Regions from separate parts of the Homo sapiens genome. Here region 2 is linked to region 1. Evidence: read pairs that join two places in POLR2A ChIA-PET (ENCODE). Cell type or tissue: IMR-90. All regions are shown on one strand. Each heading gives the region's core, and the rest is flanking DNA. Links, peaks and the distances in the headings are about the cores only.

Region 1 (8,323 bases), core at 3,239-8,238:
AGCTTTTGGGCTAGGAACGATGATGGTGCAGGGAGTATGAGAGAGGGTTGAGTGTTGCTTTCCAGCCCTAACTCGGTCATTTTAACTGGAGTTTGAGTCAACAGGACAGAATTGCTTAATGGTAGCAACAGACAGGGTTCAGAGTCTTGGTGAAGGTGGTGGAGGTGGGAGGCTGGGGAGCCGGCTGAGAGTGGGAAGGCTCCTCTAAGCAAGAAATGAGCTTAAATCATGGGGAGTCTTATTTAACAAAGAAGTCAGCCGCTTAAGGTCTTCCAGAGACTTCTGTTTCATTTTTGTTTCAGAGAAAGAATATTCCAATGCCAGGCAGACAATTCTAGATGAATTGTGGTTAAATTAAATGTACAAGGAAGTTTCGTTTTCTGCATTCTTTGTTTTTCCAGCCCAAGAATTGTTAGATGCTGGAAATGGCTAGTGGTTGGTTTCCTCTGAACCATGTCCAGGCTCTGTAGAGAGGAGGGTGAGAATGGTCTCACGCACCTGCCCCCCCCGCCCCCCTTTTACATAGGGGCTGTGATTACCAGCCCAAGAAATGAGTGTTGGGATGGCGACCCGACATCAGGGGAGGTCCTAAATCCTACTCAGCTTCAGTTTCTCCTCTCCCCATCATGTTTCCCGCATTCACTTCCCACCCCCCGCCTCCCTCAGGGCCTGCAGAACCCGGCTTGGTCTCTGTGCGGCTAGAGCGAGAGCCCCCACTGGCAGGGTGACAAAAGCCCCTGAGGGCCACCGCGGCGCGTGAGCGCCTGGGAAAAGCCGGGGCGGTGCTGGCCTACGGGGTTGAGAAATGGAGGGGCGAGTGTCAGGACCGCGGAGCCGGTTGCTCCCGGCTGGCACAGAAAGTCCTCCTCCTGGCCATCCAACTCGCTGATCCTCAGAGCAAGGGTTTCCCAAAGAACTCTGTGCCATTTCCAGGAAGACGAGGCAAGAGCGGAGATTGTGGCGCCAGCACGCCCAGTATCGAAACGCACAGCAGGGGTGCCGGGTGTGGGGGGGGGGCGCTGAGGACAGAGACATCGGGGCGCAGAAGACAGTCGCTTGGGGGACTTGGCCAGCGGCTTTTGGGCACGGCCTATGCAGTGGTTTTTTCTCTCCAAACCTAGACAAACTGTCCTTTCTGTCCCGAGGTGGGGGACGGGGACGGATCCTAGATCGTTCAGCGTCTAGGGAGAGAAGCCCCTCTTTCTCCGCTCTGCGCCCGCCGCCTGCCTCTGGCAGGCTCGGATCTCCGGGTGCGCTCCCGCAGGAGCCCCAGCTGGCATCTCACGGCCTCGCTCCCCTCGCGCCAGGTCTCTTTTGTAGGGGGCTGGGAGAGAAGTTGTCACCCGTCGCAGCTACCTGAAATCTCGGGCTAAAGGGCACACGCCACGCACACGGGCATGAGGCTGCGAGGACACGTCCGTTCCAGCACACTCTACCCACAGCCCCCTTACTCAGGCAAGGGTACCCGTTGTCGTTCATTCCTACTACAATCACCCCAAAAGGCACAAGAGCGGAGAATCACGCACCGGGACCTAAGCTCAGGCACTCGGATGGGCACACCACCATCAGCGCAGATGCACACAGGTGCCCAAGTGCGCTTCTCGCTCCCTCCATCTCTCTTATCACACACACACACACACACACACACACACACACACACACACCCCTCACCTTTGCTTTTCCGCTGCAATCCGCTAGCTCCGGTCTCCGACACCCAGCGGCTGTCCCCGAGCCAGCTGGGCGCCGGGGCGCGCAGCAGCTTGGCTAGCGCCTGGCGCCGGACGTTTGGGGTTCCTGGCTCCTCGACCCTCTTGTGCCGGCTCCCGCTAGCCCCTCGCACGTAGAGAGCTCCCCTCGCCCGCAGACCCCCGGCGCCAAGCCTCAGACTGGGGCTCTGGGCGCTGGTGGTCTTGCGAGCGCGCGCGCATGGGTGGCTGCGCCGCTGGGACTGGCCCAGCCAGCCCGGGCCCCTCGGCACATTTCCCCACGCCCCCCTCCCGCTACGTCACAGCGGCTTCGCTCCGCCCCCCCAACCCCTCCTCCCGGGTCCTGCAGAAGGACAGGGGTGAGACCGGCTGAAACGCCTGCGGGTGGCCGCAGGCAGAGCTTACAGACAGCCGGGGAGCGGGGAGAGAGGGGACCCGCCTGCGGGGGCGTAAAAGGTTAAGCGTTTTCGGTCTCCTCAAGACTCATGGCAAGGACAAGCGCTATTTTCCCTCTGATTTCACAGAGTCGATTCCCTTCCACCCATATATTCTAGGCAGCTGGAGTGGCGGCCGGGGTGACCCAGACTTATACCGGGACCTCTGTGATTTCCTTAGCCAAACAAGTTAGCAAAGCTGTGTTTACCGTGGGCCAGCCCCGGGCGCAGGGCGCAGGGCCAGGCTAAGAGTAGGGAGAAAAAGGGCTCAGGGGATAGCGCTTCTCCATGCAGTTCCCAATGAGCGCAGGGAGTGTAAACCCGCACCTGGAGTCCAAGATTCAGTCCTAGGAGCCATCAGAGGGCCAGTGGACGTCGACTGGTCCCAGCTGTCCCTGCGTCCCACAGCTTGGAGGTGCAGCGGCCATACAGGTGGTCCCCTTGCTGTAGCCACGTCAGTCAGCACCTGCTGGTCTGACCCAGCACAGTCTCTCCTACATGCTGTGAGGGAGCAAAGGGGAGCAGGCAAGAAGTGGGAGTCGCATGGAGTTGCAGCTGTTTATTTTTGACTGTGATGATTCAGCCTCTTTTCCAATAGTTTAATAAGTCATAATCAATCCTGCAGCCTCCCCTTCCTCACCCTCCTCCAAGTACATAGGTATACACACACACACACACACACACACACACACACACCATCCTCAGTACAGTTTTAGAGGATGTGAAAACAGAAAGCAAACCCCAACTAGCTTTCTCTGTGAGCTGAGCTGCCTTGATTTGTCCATCCTATTATCTGATTTCCAATTCACCAGGGAAAAGTAAAAGTCCAGAAGCTGTGTGGCAGGTGGGGTGAGCCTTAGAGATAGATGAGTGACATGGAAAAGCAACCACCAGGTACAGCAGCAGCCAGCTCTCTCTTCTATCTGGGCCAAGCTGTATCTTGGGGTACCCACTGTGAGATGGGGATCAGGAGTTTCCATCTCTCTCTGAGACGTTGGTCATGATAGGGCTTAAATCTTGGCATCCTGGAGCTCAGGGTGAGATGGAAATTGAGCTGCAATTGCCTTAAGTTCCAGGAGTCAATCTGGGAGCCAGCATCTCTTTTAGACATGTGTATGCAAGTGGAAGGGCTGGGGTGGCTAGCTCACTGGAAGAGGGCTGTGTCTGCTCACCGTCAGTGGGAAGAGGGAGAGGCAGAGAGGTAATAGTAATATCAGGAGGGCATCGTGGAATTGTGCTCAGGGGAACTCGGCATCCTCTGGCCACACAGTTGCTACAATGCCTGTTGCCACCTCCAGTTTAAAACCAGTAATCTGACTGGTTTCCAGGAAAAGAAGGAAGAGCCAGGAAGTGCCCACTCTGCCCTCAAATTCCTTTCCTAAAAGTTCTCAAACTGTTAATACCAGATTTACGTTTCATTAAAAAAAATAATAACTGGAGCCAGCAGAGTCCGAGATGATGCTGCTGTTCTACCCTGGCTGCAGGGATGGGCTGATCGTGGAGGAGGGACAGCGCTGCCGCTGCCACTCCCTCGCCTGCAACACGTGCCTCTGTGTGCACTTCACCCACAAGGTAACAAATTGGAAGTACTCAAAGCTGAAAGAAGTGGATGATGGGCTTGGGGGAGCAGCTGCCTGGGAGGATGTTGACTCTACTGCAGAGCCATGTCCTCAATGAGAACCTCCTTGTGCTTACTACATGTAGCTTCAGACCCACTCTGCAGATGAGCCGAAGACCACCTTCTACCAGTGCTGCAGGACTCAGTGTGGACACCACTGGAGGGATTAGGGCAAGGACGGCCCAGGTGCCTGAGCGTCTGCTTACCTCCGGGTAGATGCTCAGCTGGGAATATGAATCGTGTGTCCTGAGGGTCTTTGCTGGTGTGGTGGAAAGCTAACCCTTTTAAGGTGAAGAGACAGGGTGTCAGGAAATGTGGCCTATCTGCCAGTCCGAATGGATGAAGTCATTGATGTCCAGGGAGTTTTTCTGTGTGGGGAGGGGACCCATAACTAAGTATGCTCTGTTTGAAGTCCTGTTCTTTCTTCCTTCCTTCCTTCCTTTCTTTCTTTCTTTCTTTCTTTCCTTCTTTCTTTCTTTCTTTTTTGAGACGGAGTCTCGCTCTGTCGCCCAGGCTGGAGTGCAGTGGCACGATCTTGGCTCACTGCAAGCCCCACCTCCCGGGTTCACACCGTTCTCCTGCCTCAGCCTCCCGAGTAGCTGGGGCTACAGGCACGTGCCACCGTGCCTGGCTAATTTTTTGTAGTTTTAGTAGAGATGCGGTTTCACTGTGTTACCCAGTATGATCTTGATCTCCTGACCTCGTGATTCACCCACCTCGGCCTCCCAAAGTGCTGGGATTACAGGTGTGAGCCACCGTGCCTGACCTCTTTTTTTTTTTTTTTTTTTTTTTTTTGAGATGGAGTTTCGCTCTTGTTGCCCAGGCTGGAGTGCAGTGGTGCGATCTTGGCCCACTGCAACCTCCACCTCCCAGGTTCAAGCGATTCTTGTACCTCAGCGTCCCGAGGAGCTGGGATTACAGGTGTGCGCCACCATGCCCTGCTAAGTTTTGTATTTTTAGTAGAGACGGGGTTTCACTATGTTGCCCAGGCTAGTCTCAAACTCCTGACCTCAAGTGATCCACCCGCCTCGGGCTCCCAAAGTGCTGGGATTACAGGCATGAGCCACCACGCCTGGCCTAATTTTTATTTTTTTTGAGACGGAGTCTCACTCTGTTGTCCAAGGTGGAGTGCAGTGGCGTGATGTCAGCTCACAGCAACCTCTGCCTCCCAGGCTCAAGTGATTCTGCTGCCTCAGCCTCCTGCGTAGCTGGGACTCCGGGCGGTTGCCACCATGCCTGGCTAATTTTTGTAATTTTAGTAGAGACAGGGTTTCACCATGTTGGCCAGGCCGGTCTTGAACTACTGACTTCAGGTAATCGCCCACCTCAGCCTCCTGAATAGGCTGAATAATCCCAAAATGCTGGGATTACAGGTGTGAGCCACCACATGTAGCCCTGTATGCTCTTTAATGTGGATGACCAAATAAAGCAACATTCCCCTTCATGCACTTTCCTTGTCGAGCCTTCCCCTCCTTATCACATAGGGCAGACCCAGCCTGGAAAAAGTACTGATGCACCCACGTTAGGCACACCTGTCTTACTGCAGCTGGCTGAGTGGGCTCTGAACAACATGGACCTTGACAGCAGAAATGTGTCATCTAGGATGATTGTTGATTTTGTCCAGAAAATGAATGCCTCCTCTCTTCTCCCCTCCCCACCTTTGAAGGCCTCCAAAGAGCAGTTTGGGCTGCCAGCAGCACTCAGGGGCCAACCTCGAGTTCCTATTCCACCTTTGGCTCCCCCAGGCTATTTTGACTCTGCCCTCCATCTGCTGAATGAAGTCTGAGCTGTAATCCACATGGGGCTACCTCTTCTTCCTCTGCAGCTTGGCTAGTAACTAAGTAACAAAACCTTGAGCCAGAAAAATAGAGGGGTTGGGGAGGAGATAACCTTCTAACTGGCTTGTTTGATATCTTTAAAGCAATTAAATAGCACCCTTCCCTCTGTCAGCAGTTATCAGAGAGACAATAGGTGGCAGGAAATTAAGAAAAGGAGGAGGACAAAGGGCCAGGCCAGTGTCCAGCCCCTTCCATGGGGAGGGGCTGCTCGGTTCACTCTTGCCAAGAGGAGTTCATCGTCTAGGAGCTCCACAGGGAAGACACAACTCCCAAATAGGTCATTATGTCTCTGAGTGGCTTAATAAATTAAATGGGGGAAATTGTTAGTCTGCAATCAATTTGGTGAAAGTAAGTATTGCAATTAAGCCTGGAGGAAAGCAAGAGAGCCCTGAGGGGAGGATTGGATGTGTTTGAGAGTGTTAGATACCAGTCTGAGCATCCAATGTGGTTTTTATCATCTTTACGGGAATGCCAGGGTGAGGTCTGCCATTTCTATTGATGAGAAAAGAGCAATGCTTCTGCCGTGGAGAACATCAGATATCCGGTGGTTTGAGGGGGCGGGGGAGAAGATACTCGGCATGGTGATCGTAGTACCTTGGCTTCCTGGGACACTCCTGTTTTTAGCTGTTATTTCCCTTGTCCCCCACAAACCATCCGCATTTTACGAAAATGGAAATGTCAGCATGTAAAAGCCTTTCTGATACCATGGGTCCTGATGTTTAGTTTGGAAAATATAGAGTACAGTCACCATATCACTGTTTAAAAACTTGAGGGCTGGGCACAGTGGCTCATGCCTGTAATCCCAGCATTTTGGAAGGCTGAGGAAGGAGGATCACTTGAGCCCAGGAGTTTGAGACCATCCTGGGCAATATAGTGAGACCTCATCTCTACAAAAAAAAAAAAAAAAAAAAAATTAGCCAAGCATGGTGGTGCACACCTGTAGTTCCAGCTACTTGAGGGGCTGAGATGGGAGGATCTCGTGAGCTCGAGAGGTGGAGGTTGTAGTGAGCCAAGATCATGCCACTACACTCCCGCCTGGGTGATAGAGCAAGACCCTGTTTCAAAAAAAAAAAAAAAAAAGGAGGTTGGGGGGGCATTTGGCATAGTCGATTTAATAGTCTCTTCAAATACACAAAGAATTCAAATGAGGACCTTTCTTCCTCTCTCTGTCCCCTAGCCCTCAACAGCTATGAGTCTGGCATGGCGTGTCACCATTTTTCTCTATTAGCAACCTCGACCCTCAGGGAATACATTGGCCAAGTGAGTGAGTAGGCATTAGAAGCTCTTTGGAAACCACCCCCAAACAAGTCTAGAATCAGGAATCGTGGTTAGAAGACACTGTGCTCTAGATAGGATTCCCTTTTTTTCTTCTCATCCCCATTTTGGCCGAAATGCATATAGACATAAAATCCTGGAGCCAGAAGGGTCCTTAGACATTCTCAGGTTTATAGCCTACATCCCATCATTATCCAAGTAAAGATACCAGGCTCAGAGAGGACAGGTGACTTGACCAAGGCCACCCAGCAAGGGAGTGGCAAAGTCAAGAGTCAAATCAGCTCTTCTGAATCGCGGACTCATGCCCCTTCCACAGGGACCCCACTCGCACGGGGTATGAAAGCTGGAGGAGAGAGGAGTCCCCAGCTCCCCCACCGTCTGTCCCAGCACTTCTCTGGCACCAGTACATTCTTCCTGATAACCACATCTCTGCTGCTCTTGCCTGGTCCGGCTCCTCTTTTTCAGTGCCATGGTGACAGAGTTGGAAAATTTGAGGCTGTCTCCTGCTGTGACTTTTTCCAGAGTGTGCTTCCTGGACCACTAATTCTCAGAGCAAGATGCTACGTAGAAAAATCGGCTGGGCATGGTGACTAACGCCTGTAATCCCACTACTTTGGGAGGCCAAGGCAGGTGGATCCCTTGAGCCCAGGAATTTGAGACCAGCTTGACCAACATGGTGAGACCCCTGTCTCTACCAAAAATACAAAAAATAGCCGGGCATGGTGGTGTGCACCTGTAATTCCAGCTACTTGGGTGGCTGAGGCACGAGAATCACTTGAACCTGGGAGGCGGAGGTTGCAGTGTGCTGATATCACACCACTGCACTCCAGCCTGGGCAACAGAGTGAGACTCTGTCTCTCGAGAAAAAAAAAAAAAGAAAAAGAGCACAGGCAACTCTGGGAAATGGTGCACAGCTGCACATTCACCATTCACCCCATGTCCTGCAGATTCACATTCATATATATATCATATGTCTCTCTCTCTCATTCATATATATATATGTCTCTCTCTCTCACATTCATATATATATATATATAGAGAGAGAGAGAGAGAGAGAGAGAGAGAGAAGAGAGAGAAGAGAGAGATAGGGTCTCACTGTGTCTCCCAGGCTGGAGTGCAGTGACGTTATCTTGGCTCACTGCAGCCTCGACCTCCTGGGCTCAAGCCATTCTTCCATCTCAGCCTCCCAAGTCACTGGGACTACGCCTGGCTAATTTTTGTATTTTTAATAGAGATAGGGTTTTGCCATGTTGCCCAGGCTGGTCTCGAATTCCTGAGCTCAAGTGATCCGCTGGCCTCAGCCTCCCAAAGTGCTGGGATTACAGGTGAGAGCCACTGCGCCCGGCCTCACATACTTATTATAATGTCCATTACGTGCAGGGTGCACTGAGTGTTTCACACACCTTTTATCTCATTTAATTCTCTCAACCTTTGTGGCACATGCCTTTATCA
Region 2 (10,327 bases), core at 3,053-8,052, 560 kb after region 1:
TGTTTTTGATGATATTGGTAGTATTGCATTGCTATATTGGGAAACATTAAAATGACAGTGTTTTTCAAATGTGCCTTTATTCACAAGGTTCATTTGGAATGCCAGCATAAGACTAGGCCATCACTCAGAGAGTGTTTCTCCTCATTACTTACGAGCGGCTTGCTCTTCTCCCTTCTCCCTTTAACTATTTGTCTCTACTTGTATCATGTTACTGGTCTTTATTATAATTTGTAGAGATGTGTTTTTGCTGAGGGCACCTCCTATCATTTTTTTTTGAGATGGAGTCTCGCTGTGTCTCCCAGGCTGGAGTGCAGTGGCATGACCTCAGCTCACTGCAACCACCGCCTCCCAGGTTCACACGATTCTCCTGCCTCAGCCTCCTGAATACCTGGGAGTACAGGTGCATGCCACCATGCCCCGCCAATTTTTGTATTTTTAGTAGAGACAGGGTTTCACCATGTTGGCCAGGCTGGTCTTGAACTCCTGACCTCAAGTGATCTGCCTGCCTCAGCCTCCCAAAGTGCTGGGATTGCAGGTATGAGCCACTGTGCCTGGCCTCATTTTCTTAAATAACAGCTTTATTGAGATATTATTCACATTCCATGAAGTTCACCCTTTAAAATGTACAACTCAGAAAAGTCATACATTGATCACCACTGTCTAATTCCAGAATATTTTCAGCACCCCCAAAAGATACCCCATAACCATAAGCAGACATTTCTCATTCCTTGCATGCCTCAGCCCCTGGCAACCATTGATCTATTTCTGTCTTTAGAGATGTGCCTATTCTGGACATTTCATATAAATGGAATCATACAGTTAGTGGCTTCTGTGTCTGGCTTCAAGGTGCATCTATGTTGCAGCATGTATTAGTATTTCATTCTTTTTCATGGCTGAATAATATTCCATTTTACGGATATATCAATTTATTCATTCATCTGTTGATGAACATTTGAGTCATTTCTACTTTTGGGCTATTATGGTTAATGCTGCTATGAATATTTGTGTACAAGTTTAGTATAGACATACGTTTTCAGTTCTCTTGACTACATACCTAGGAATGAAATTCCTGGGTCTTATGGTAACTCTATATTTAATCATCTGAGGATCACCAGGCTGTTTTCCAAAGTGGCTGCAGCATTTTACATTTCCACCAGCAGAGGATGAGGGTTCCAATTTCTCCATGTGCTCGCCAACATTTGTTCTTATCATGTCATCTTCAAATAGAGATAATTTTGCTTCCTTTTTTTTTTTTTTTTTCCAATCTGGATGACTTTCTTTTTGCCTAATTGCTCTGGCTAGAACCTCCACTACAATGTTGAATAAAAGTGGTAAGAGTGGACATACTTGTCTTATTCCTGACAAGAAACCATTCAGTCTTTCACCCTTAAGTATGATGTTAATTGTAGGTTTTTCATAGATGCCCTATGTCAAGTTGAGGAAATCCCCTTCTATTTCTAGTTTGTTGAGTGTTTTATAATGAAAATGTGTTGAATTTTGCTAAATGTGTTTTCTGTGTCAATGGAGATGATCATGTGATTTTTGTCCTTTGTTCAGTTAATATGGTGTGTCACATTGATTTTTCTATGTTAAACCATCTTTGCATTCCTGAGATAAATTTCACTTGGTCATGGTGTCTGCTCTTTTTATATGTTGCTGGATTTAGTTTGACAATATTTTGTTGATGATTTTTGCATCTACTCATAAGGAATATTGGTCTGTGTTTTTCTTTTCTTGTGGTGTCTTTGTCTTGTTTTAGTATCAAGGTAATAATACTGGCCTCATAGTATGAATTGGGAAGTTGTCCCTCCTCTTCTATTTTTTTGGAAGAGCTTGTAAGGGATTAGAGTTAATTCCTCTTTAAATGTTTGGTAGCATTCATCCACGAAGCCATCTGGTCCTAGGCTCTGCTTCATGTGGTTTGGTTTTGTTTTAACTAATTCAGTCTCTTTTTACTTGTTATGGGTCTGTTTAGATATTCTATTTCTTCTTGACTCAAATACTTTTTGAAAATAGGTAGGTTAAAAGTCAACTTGTCAAAGTAATTAAAGAGTTGTTCTTTTCATTTGAAATGATTGCTGTTGGTAGTGTTGAACTTCCACTGTGGTTTTGAGTGTTAAAACCGTGGAATGAGAGCCCCCTGCACTTCAGGGCCTGGCGTGATGCTCCTCATTAATGTCATGCTAGAAAGCTCACTGTCTATCTCTGAATCCCAGTTTCCTCATCTGCAAAATGGGCTTAATCACATCATCCTTAAAGGTTGTCAAGGGGATCAGGTGAGACATCCATCTCATGCCTAGCATATAGTAGACCCTCAATAATGATGATCTGTTTTCTCTAGCAATATATATCTGATACTCACCCACTAGGCGCTGGGGACCCTTCTAGGGACTAAGGATACAGTGAGCAAAAGCAGAGACCCTGGTGGTTACATTCTAATGGAGGAGAGATCAAAATAAACAAACACATAGAAAGGGTCTAAGGAAGTCTTTGCCTGATTTTTAAGCCAACAGAGACATGGGCACAGCAGTCAGGCAGGTGCAGCTCCCATGTGTGATTTTTAATGATCAGAGCTAGGCTGGAGAACCTGATTGTCCTGGGACCAGGTGGGCTTGCCTGAGCTCTCAGTTCCCCCTTTCAGTTTAGCTCTAGGGACAGTCTTCTGAGGCCAAGTTAGGATCTATAGAGCAAGACTAGCAGGACTACTTCTGAGACTCAGTGTCCAGGCCTTACAGACTTTAGATAAATTAGCAGCTGACTCCAGAAACCTGGGCCCATGGCTCTTGCCCACCAGTCAGTGGCTTGTTCTGAGGACAAGGTGGAGAAAGTGGCCAGGAGCATGACTCTGTTGGGGGCTTTTCCTGTGCTCAGTGGAGGCCTCTTCCCCTATTCAGTGGGGGCTCTTATAATCAGTGGGGGCTCTTATAATCAGTGGGTGGCTCTTCCTATACTTAGTGAGGTTCTTCCCCTTTTCGGTGGGGGCCTCTTCCCCTATTCAGTGGAGATCTCTTCTCATACTTGGTGGCGGGGGTGGGGATGCGGGTTCTTCCCATAGTCAGTGGGGGGCTCTTCCCATGGTCAGTGGGGGGCTCTTCCCAAAGTCAATGGGGGGCTCTTCCCATAGTCAGTGGGGGGCTCTTCCCATGGTCAGTGGGGGGCTCTTCCCAAAGTCAATGGGGGCCTCTTCCCATAGTCAGTGGGGGGCTCTTTCCATGGTCAGTGGGGGGCTCTTCCCAAAGCCAATGGGAGGCTCTTCCCATAGTGGGGGGCTCTTCCCATATTCACTGGGGGGCTCTTCCCACAGTCAGTGGAGGGGGGCTCTTCTCATATTAACTAGGGGGGCTCTTCCCATATTCACTGCGGGGCTCTTCCCATGGTCAGTGGGAGGGCTCTTCTCATATTAACTGGGGGAGACTCTTTCCATTCAGTGGGGGGCTCTTCCCATGGTCAGTGGGGGGCTCGTCTCATAATCAAAGGGGGGCTTTTCCCATATTCACTGGGGGGCTCTTCCCATGGCCAGTGGGGGGCTCTTCCCATAGTCAGTGGGAGGGGTCTTCTCATATTAACTGGGGAGGCTCTTCCCATTCAGTGGGGGGGCTCTTCTCATAATCAAAGGGGGGCTCTTCCCATGGTCAGTGAGGGGTCCCTCCCCTCTTCAGTGGGGGTTTCTTTCTCTTTTCAGTGGAGATCTCTTCCTATACTCAGTGGGGGCTCTTCTCTTGTTTCTCCTGTATCCCAGTTCACAGGGCACTGTGTTAGAAGGTGACAGGGAAGTGGGAGGCACCTTTTACGGCATGGTGGGAGAAGGCTCTTCTAGGGAGGTGACACTGGGCAGAGAACCAAGTGGTAGGAGTGAGCCAGACATGCAAAGCTCCTGGGCACAGGAGGGTGTCCCAGGCAGAAGTGATGCCTCATTGGTACATTTGAGAAGCAGTAATGGTCTTATGGTCTTTTCTGCCTCCTTTACTCCCTCCCTGTGTCTTTTTTTTTTTTTTTTTTTTGAGACGGAGTCTTACTCTGTCACCCAGGCTGGAGTGCAGTGGTGCGATCCCAGCTCACTGCAACCTCAGCCTCCCGGGCCCAAGAGATTCTCCTGCCTCAGCCTCCCGAGTAGCTGGAATTACAGGCACCCACCACCACACATGGCTAATTTTTGTATTTTTAGTAAAGATGAGGTTTCACCATGTTGGCCAGGCTGGTTTTGAACTCCTGACCTCAAGTGATCCACCTGCCTCAGCCTCCCAAAGTGCTGGGATTACAGGGGTGAGCCACCCCGCCCGGCCTCTCCCTGTGTCTTTTTACTCAACCTTTCTAAATCTCATGCAGACTCCGTCTTCCTCAGAGCCCGCTGGTGTTGGGAGAAACAAAACAACCTGTGCTTTCCAGCCTGTGGCTCCTTAGAGACAAAATCTCTTAGTCAGGTATGGAGCCCCGAGTCCTTGAGCTCCACTGCCGGTTGTCCAAGACAAAAAGCTTTAGAGGCATCAAAGACCACTTCTTTGCTGAGATGGATCAGAATTGGCCTGAAAACCTGTTTGCCTTTCCAGAGAGTTTTCTTTTTGGTTTATTTAGTGGCTAGCGGCAGTCTCTCCAAGGGAAACCACTGGATTTATTAATGAGAAAATGAAGGCTTGTGTTTAAGCCTCGTCTCTGGTAAGTTGCGTGATGCGGAGGGGCAGATGTTTACAGTGGCTCCCCGAGGGTGCAGGCCTCGCCCTGGCAGGTGGCTGGGTTTCTGCCATGCTACGGTCCTATGCTCACCTGCCATGTCCTCTGAGGTCATCGGATGTGGCTTAACCTCAGCTTTCAAGGACAGAAGGCAACTCTTCTAGCACCGGCCATGACCCTGACATTTCCTGCTTCCCGGAACCGTCTGTGCTTCTCTACCAGAAGAGCTCTCTACCCAGGGACATGTCAGCCAGGTGGAGGGGTCAGGCAGTGATCTGCAGGGCGAGAGGGTTAGTCCCTGGGATACCCATCAGGTCCTATTCCTGGGTAATCTGACTAAAGTCTTATTTTCTTCGGATGCAAAATCTCACCTGGGCTAGGACAGATTAGCTTGAAGATCTGTGGAGGTGCAGCTTCTGGCACCAGAACTTTAGATGCTGGATGAATATTGACAGGGACTTAGTATGGAGGGAGGTGTGTTATCTTTAGTGCTGGGCTTAGGAACTGGGCTCACTAAAGTGAGGGCTTCAGCAACAAATTGGGCTGGTCATCTCTGTAGGACATCTCCTGCAGGGTGGCTGATTTCTGTCAAAAGCTCAGTGGCTGATTCCTCTCCCCAGGGAGACCCGCAGTAGGGCCCCATAAGCAGGTTTTGGCTTCCTGGCTTAGTTGATTTAGAACAGGTCTATTAGGTTGAACTGAATGACATGTCCTACCTTCTTTGGATAGCCTGGGCTGCTGATAGGCCCACTGTCAGGCAGGCTACCCTAGGTCTTGGTGGTTGCTGCTGCCTCGCTGTGTGACCTTGGGTGAGTTGCTTTCCCTCTCTGGGCTTCACTTTCTACCTCTGTAAAATGAAGGGTTGGATAGATTTCTTAAGAATGTGCCTTTCACTTCTAGGCTGAAGGATCAGATCCTTATTATCTCTCCCTGCCCTGGGCCTGACACCTAGAAGCCTCTCAATAAACCTTTCATTGAATGAGTGAATGAATAAATGAATAACAATGTGATGGTTTGTTATTTTTTTCATCAGCTGTGTTTTTTCTACAGAGCCCATGGAACAGACTTACGGCGTATGACCTCATCGGAGACTTGTACATGGGGCCAACCCCCATTTTCCCACAGGAAACCCACACTCTAATTAAGGGCTGACCCTGAACTTGAATCTGAGTCTTCTCTTTCTTCAACAGAGAGCCATCTCTCCAGCCCAGCTGGCAAGGAGACAGGTGATGTTACAGGAAAAAATACACAGCTTGTGCCCTTGGAATTACCAGAGTTCAAAGCCTGTTCAGCATCTACCCACCATGTGACCCGGGTCGAATTCTTCAGTTTCTCTAAGCCCATTTTCTCATCTGTAAGATGGGGAAGTGTAATCAGTTCTGAACCCACATATACCTCACTGGGCTTGAACAGGCCTGAGCAGGCATGTGGGGCTTTACTAGCTAGCCATCCTTTCTGCCGCTCTCCCTCATTCTCCTTCAAGCCCCCCAAAGTCCTTGGTGGAGGAGGAAGTGGAGACAGAACGTTTGGTGTTGGGTGAGGTACGTGAGGAGGCTGATTTCAGAACCTCCAGGAAACAAAGCTTTAGTGTTCCGAGGGCAGTGCCCGCCTGTGCCTCCTCCTCACAGGGGGTAGTAGGAGTGGGGTGGGGCCGAGGCATTTCCCAGCACAGCTCAATCACATCTCCTGCGCCTGCCCTTGTGACCTGCTCACTGGAAAGGAAGAAATGACCGAGGGAGAAGGGAGGGCATTTGAGGTGAGTGCCTGAACTGATGTCTTGGAGAATATTTGCATGACAAAGCTTCTTGCAAAATCTGGGTAGGACTTCCAGTTAACCCCCTGGAGGAGGCTTGGGGAAGTTGTGCTCTGAACCCACACACACCAGGTCGCCTTTCTGTGTTGCCCTATTTGGTTTCGCTAGTTCTGCCACAGGGAGAAGGTGTGTTCTGGATGGGTCCCCTCCCTCTGTCACCTGGTGCTGGCACTTCTGGGTGTCTGGGTCTTTCTGAAGCCATTTCATTCACGTTTCCCCTGGATGTGAGACTGTGTTGTGTTTGTTCTGACTGTCCTCTTGTAGAAGAGACGGTAGCTTTGCTTTTCTCTCCATCATACCCCTGGAATGCACTTCTTTGCCACACTCCAGCCTTTGACTCAGTCACCTCCACATCACCCTTTCACCAAACTTCTCTGTCTGCTTTTAAAGCCAAAGTCAACTTGACTAGACCCTTTGCTGACACTGCCATTTGCTGAACTAGCTTTGAATTCCAGTTATTCCAAGGCACAAACTGTGGATTTTCCTTTTCTTTTTTTCTTTTTTTGATACAGGGTCTATCTTTGTCATCCAGGCTGGAGTGCAGTGGCACAATCACGGCTCACTGCAGCCTTGACCTCCTGGGCCCAAGCAATCCTCCCACCTCAGCCTCCCAAGTAGCTGGGACTACAGGCACATGCCACCATGCCCAGCTAATTTTTATATTTTTTTGGTAGACACGGGGTTTCGCCATGTTACCCAGCTTGGCCTCAAATGCCTGGGCTCAAGCGATCTGCCCACCTTCGCCTCCCAAAGTGCTGGGATTACAGGCGTGAGCCACCACGTCTGGCCAGATTTTCCTTTAACATCACCTGCCTCTCCGTCACTTATATGGGTGTGATGGATGTGTATGTACCAGTGTCGGATGATCTAGTTTTGATCAGTTTCATAAGTTACCCCTTCTTCAAGAAGCCTCTTTTCCCTCTAATATAGCATAGGTTTATGTCTTCCCTTGTTCTTACCACACTCCGCAATAATTTAATTTAGTTGTTTACTTATTTATTCCATCTCCCCACAAAAAAGAGACTTTGACTCTCACCTTTGATATTATATCCCCAGTGCCTAGCACAGTACCTGGAGCTTACCAGATGCTAAATAGATGTTTGTTGAACAAATGAATGAATGGTCACCACTGTTCAATCTAGAGACAGAAAGCTACCAATTCACATTCTTCATAGCACCTCTAGGACAGACACTATCCTTTTTATATCACAGACCATCAAGAGTATTGACTGGTAGAATGATGTTGGCACGTAGGTGCAGGCTAATTAATTCCACCGGCTTGGGCGGCTTGCTGTAATACCAAGCTTTTGGTTAGGACTTTGTGGGTGAGCCGTCTGGAAATTGATTCAGCACAGTTTGGGGAAGGAATCCGTTTGTCCACATTCAAGAGCACTATTTACCTGCATTTGCTTTGTTGGCAATTTAACATTATCAGTCAAATTAAACCAGCCAATGTTGACTGAGCCCCTGTTAAAAGGATTAAAAACAAAAAAAAAAGCAAGCAAGAAAGCATATGTGATATACTCCTTGATCCCAGAACACTTAAAATTAATGGGAGGAGCCAGAAATGTACACATCTTAACAACCACTGGTGAAAGACAGTATATCTCAATGTCAGATGAATGGAGTACATGATAATGTAAGGGAAGTTCTGAGAAGACAGCCATCGCGGGGGTGGGTTGGGAAGGAAGGTCATCCCAGGAGTCTGAAGTACCTGCCTGGCACAAGGCAGGGCACACAAGAGGCACTCTGCAAGGACAAGCCCAGCAAAGTCCGAAAAGCATTTCTGGCAGATGGGATGGTGTGAGCAACGGTGGTGGTGGTGGGGTCATCACAGTGTGAGGTTGTAGGACCTGCACCAGGCTGGGAAGAATGGAATAATGGAAATATTAGACATTTGAAAGCCATGAGTCACAAACACTCAGAAGGGTGAAGGGGATGGAGCAAAAGAATACAGAATGTGTCTAAGCTTGGAACCCTGATGTCTGGGAGACTTAGAAAAATCACAGGCCTCAGCAAAGAATCCAGCAGGAAAAAAAAATGATTTGTGATTGGTATCTTATTTTGGATTCTTCTCGAGGCAGAGAAACGTTTGTGTGTAACTGGATTTGTGAGTTTATCTTTGGAAGAACAAAGAGAGAGAATTGGGAGGGAGAAAAGTCAATAAAGGGTGGCGAATGAGAGGTTATGCTGTGGGCATACAGGGCTGAATCTCACTGGGGACCCTCCAAGCAACTCAATAAAATAAACTTCAGAAGTGCCAAATCAGGCCAGGTGCAGTGGCTCACACCTGTAATCCCAGCACTTTGGGAGGCTGAGCCGGGAGGATCCCCTGAAGCCAGAAGTTAGAGACTAACCTGGGCAACATAGCAAGACCTCATCTCTACAAGACAAATTTTGAAGTTAGCTAAGTGTGGTGGCATGTGCCTGTAGTCCCTAGTCCCACTACTTGGGAGGCTGAGGTGGGAGGATCACTTGAGCCCAGAAATTCAAGGTTTCAGTGAGCTAAGATTGTACCACTGCACTCCAGCCTGGGTGATGGGTGACAGAGACCCTGTCTCAAAACAAAAACAAAAACAAAAACAAAAACAAAAACAAAAAAAACCAAAATTGCCCAATCGAAGGATGAAAAAGATGGAATATTTATCTAATGACTCCCTTCCTTGAGGGTTGTCCTTAGACAGGGTAAACCCCTGGCACTTCTGAGATGCTTCTGCAAGGAACTAAACAAGGCCAAAGAACAGCAAGAAAAATAAAAGAAAGAAAAAAACAAGAGTCACAGGTGGCTGAGGCAGGAGGTGGCCACTTGCTGGAATTGTCCACTGTGGCTGCAGGGCAATTTGGTAGCAAGGGGCCATTGGGTGGGGCATCATCAGTGGGTAGTTATAGATGCTTGTTCTTAGACAGCCTGGGTTTCAGCTGGTGTAGACATGTCTGATGGGCAGTCAGGAAAGCAGACCTGGAATCGAGCCAACCACTTCGTTGGCAGGATTGGGTATGAGAGGGAGCAAGGTACTGAAGAAAGGAGACCTGGGGACAGCTCAGGACTGGAGCCTGGGATGCATCCTATAGGTAGGGGGCGGGAAGGGAGCATAGTCAGTGGGCAGAGACCTCGTGCCTGGCACACAATGGCAAAAGCCATGGGAAAAGGGGATTTTGGGAAAAGAAACTGCAGAGAACAAAACTAAGAAGGCTAGAACCAGCACCCTGGATTCGGTGGTTAGTGGTTAGCAGGTTTCTGGGACCCTAGAGAAGAGACTGGTTTTTTTGTTTGTTTGTTTTTGTTTTCATTTTTGTTTTGACATGGAGGCTCACGCTGTCGCCCAGGTTGGAGTGCAATGGTGCGATCTCGGCTCACTGCAACCTCCGCCTCCCGGGTTTAAGCGATTCTCCTGCCTCAGCCTCCCAAGTAGCTGGGACTACAGACATGCACCACCATGTCTGGCTAATTTTCATATTTTTAGTAGAGACAGGGTTTCATCATGTTGGCCAGGCTGGTCTCGAACTCCTGACCTCAAGTGATCCACCCTCTTCGTCCTCCCAAAGTGCTGGGATTACAGGCGTGAGCCACTGCGCCCAGCTGAGAGGACACTTTTAATGGCATGGTAGAGGTAAGTAAGAGTTAGAATGTAGGGACTCAAGAGATGAGATGTCCCCTGGAGGCAAAGAAGGATGAGTCCATTTGATGAAGCCAGGAGGAAGGAAGGAGGAAGATGGCGGAAAGGGCTGCGTGACCCTGTGCAAGTTACTCTGAGCCTCTGCTGTCTTATCTGTAACACAGCAATAATCATCTTTCCTATCTCTTAGGGTTTCAGTGAGCATTATAGGTTTATAAGTGCTTAGCAC

What was found. ChIA-PET counts read pairs that join two places held together with the same protein. Peaks named below come from ENCODE experiments on the same cell type or tissue, not always from the same donor. Only the 100,000 strongest peaks of a DNase experiment are listed, where the experiment ranks them.
Region 2: POLR2A ChIA-PET joins it to region 1 with 7 read pairs; 3 of 35 experiments call an interaction of 5 or more read pairs at or near these places.

The regions. Positions count from the first base shown.
Region 1 is chr17:73,158,637-73,166,959 of GRCh38, reverse strand. SSTR2 (somatostatin receptor 2) reads right to left here and starts at 1,950. Exons shown (of 2, transcript NM_001050.3): 1 at 1,672-1,950. It also overlaps the pseudogene POLR3KP2. RefSeq lists a silencer at 1,696-2,035 and an enhancer at 2,576-2,825. In IMR-90, for the core only: no CTCF peak of the experiment used is centred there; no DNase peak of the experiment used is centred there; H3K27me3 peaks cover 2,986 bases.
Region 2 is chr17:72,599,200-72,609,526 of GRCh38, reverse strand. LINC00511 (long intergenic non-protein coding RNA 511) reads left to right here. Exons shown (of 5, transcript NR_033876.1): 4 at 5,719-6,424. Among named protein-coding and RNA genes, the nearest start is that of LINC00673, 12 kb to the right of the region's middle. RefSeq lists an enhancer at 5,723-6,690. In IMR-90, for the core only: a CTCF peak has its summit at 6,518; DNase peaks (open chromatin) are centred at 5,796 and 6,826; H3K27ac peaks cover 353 bases.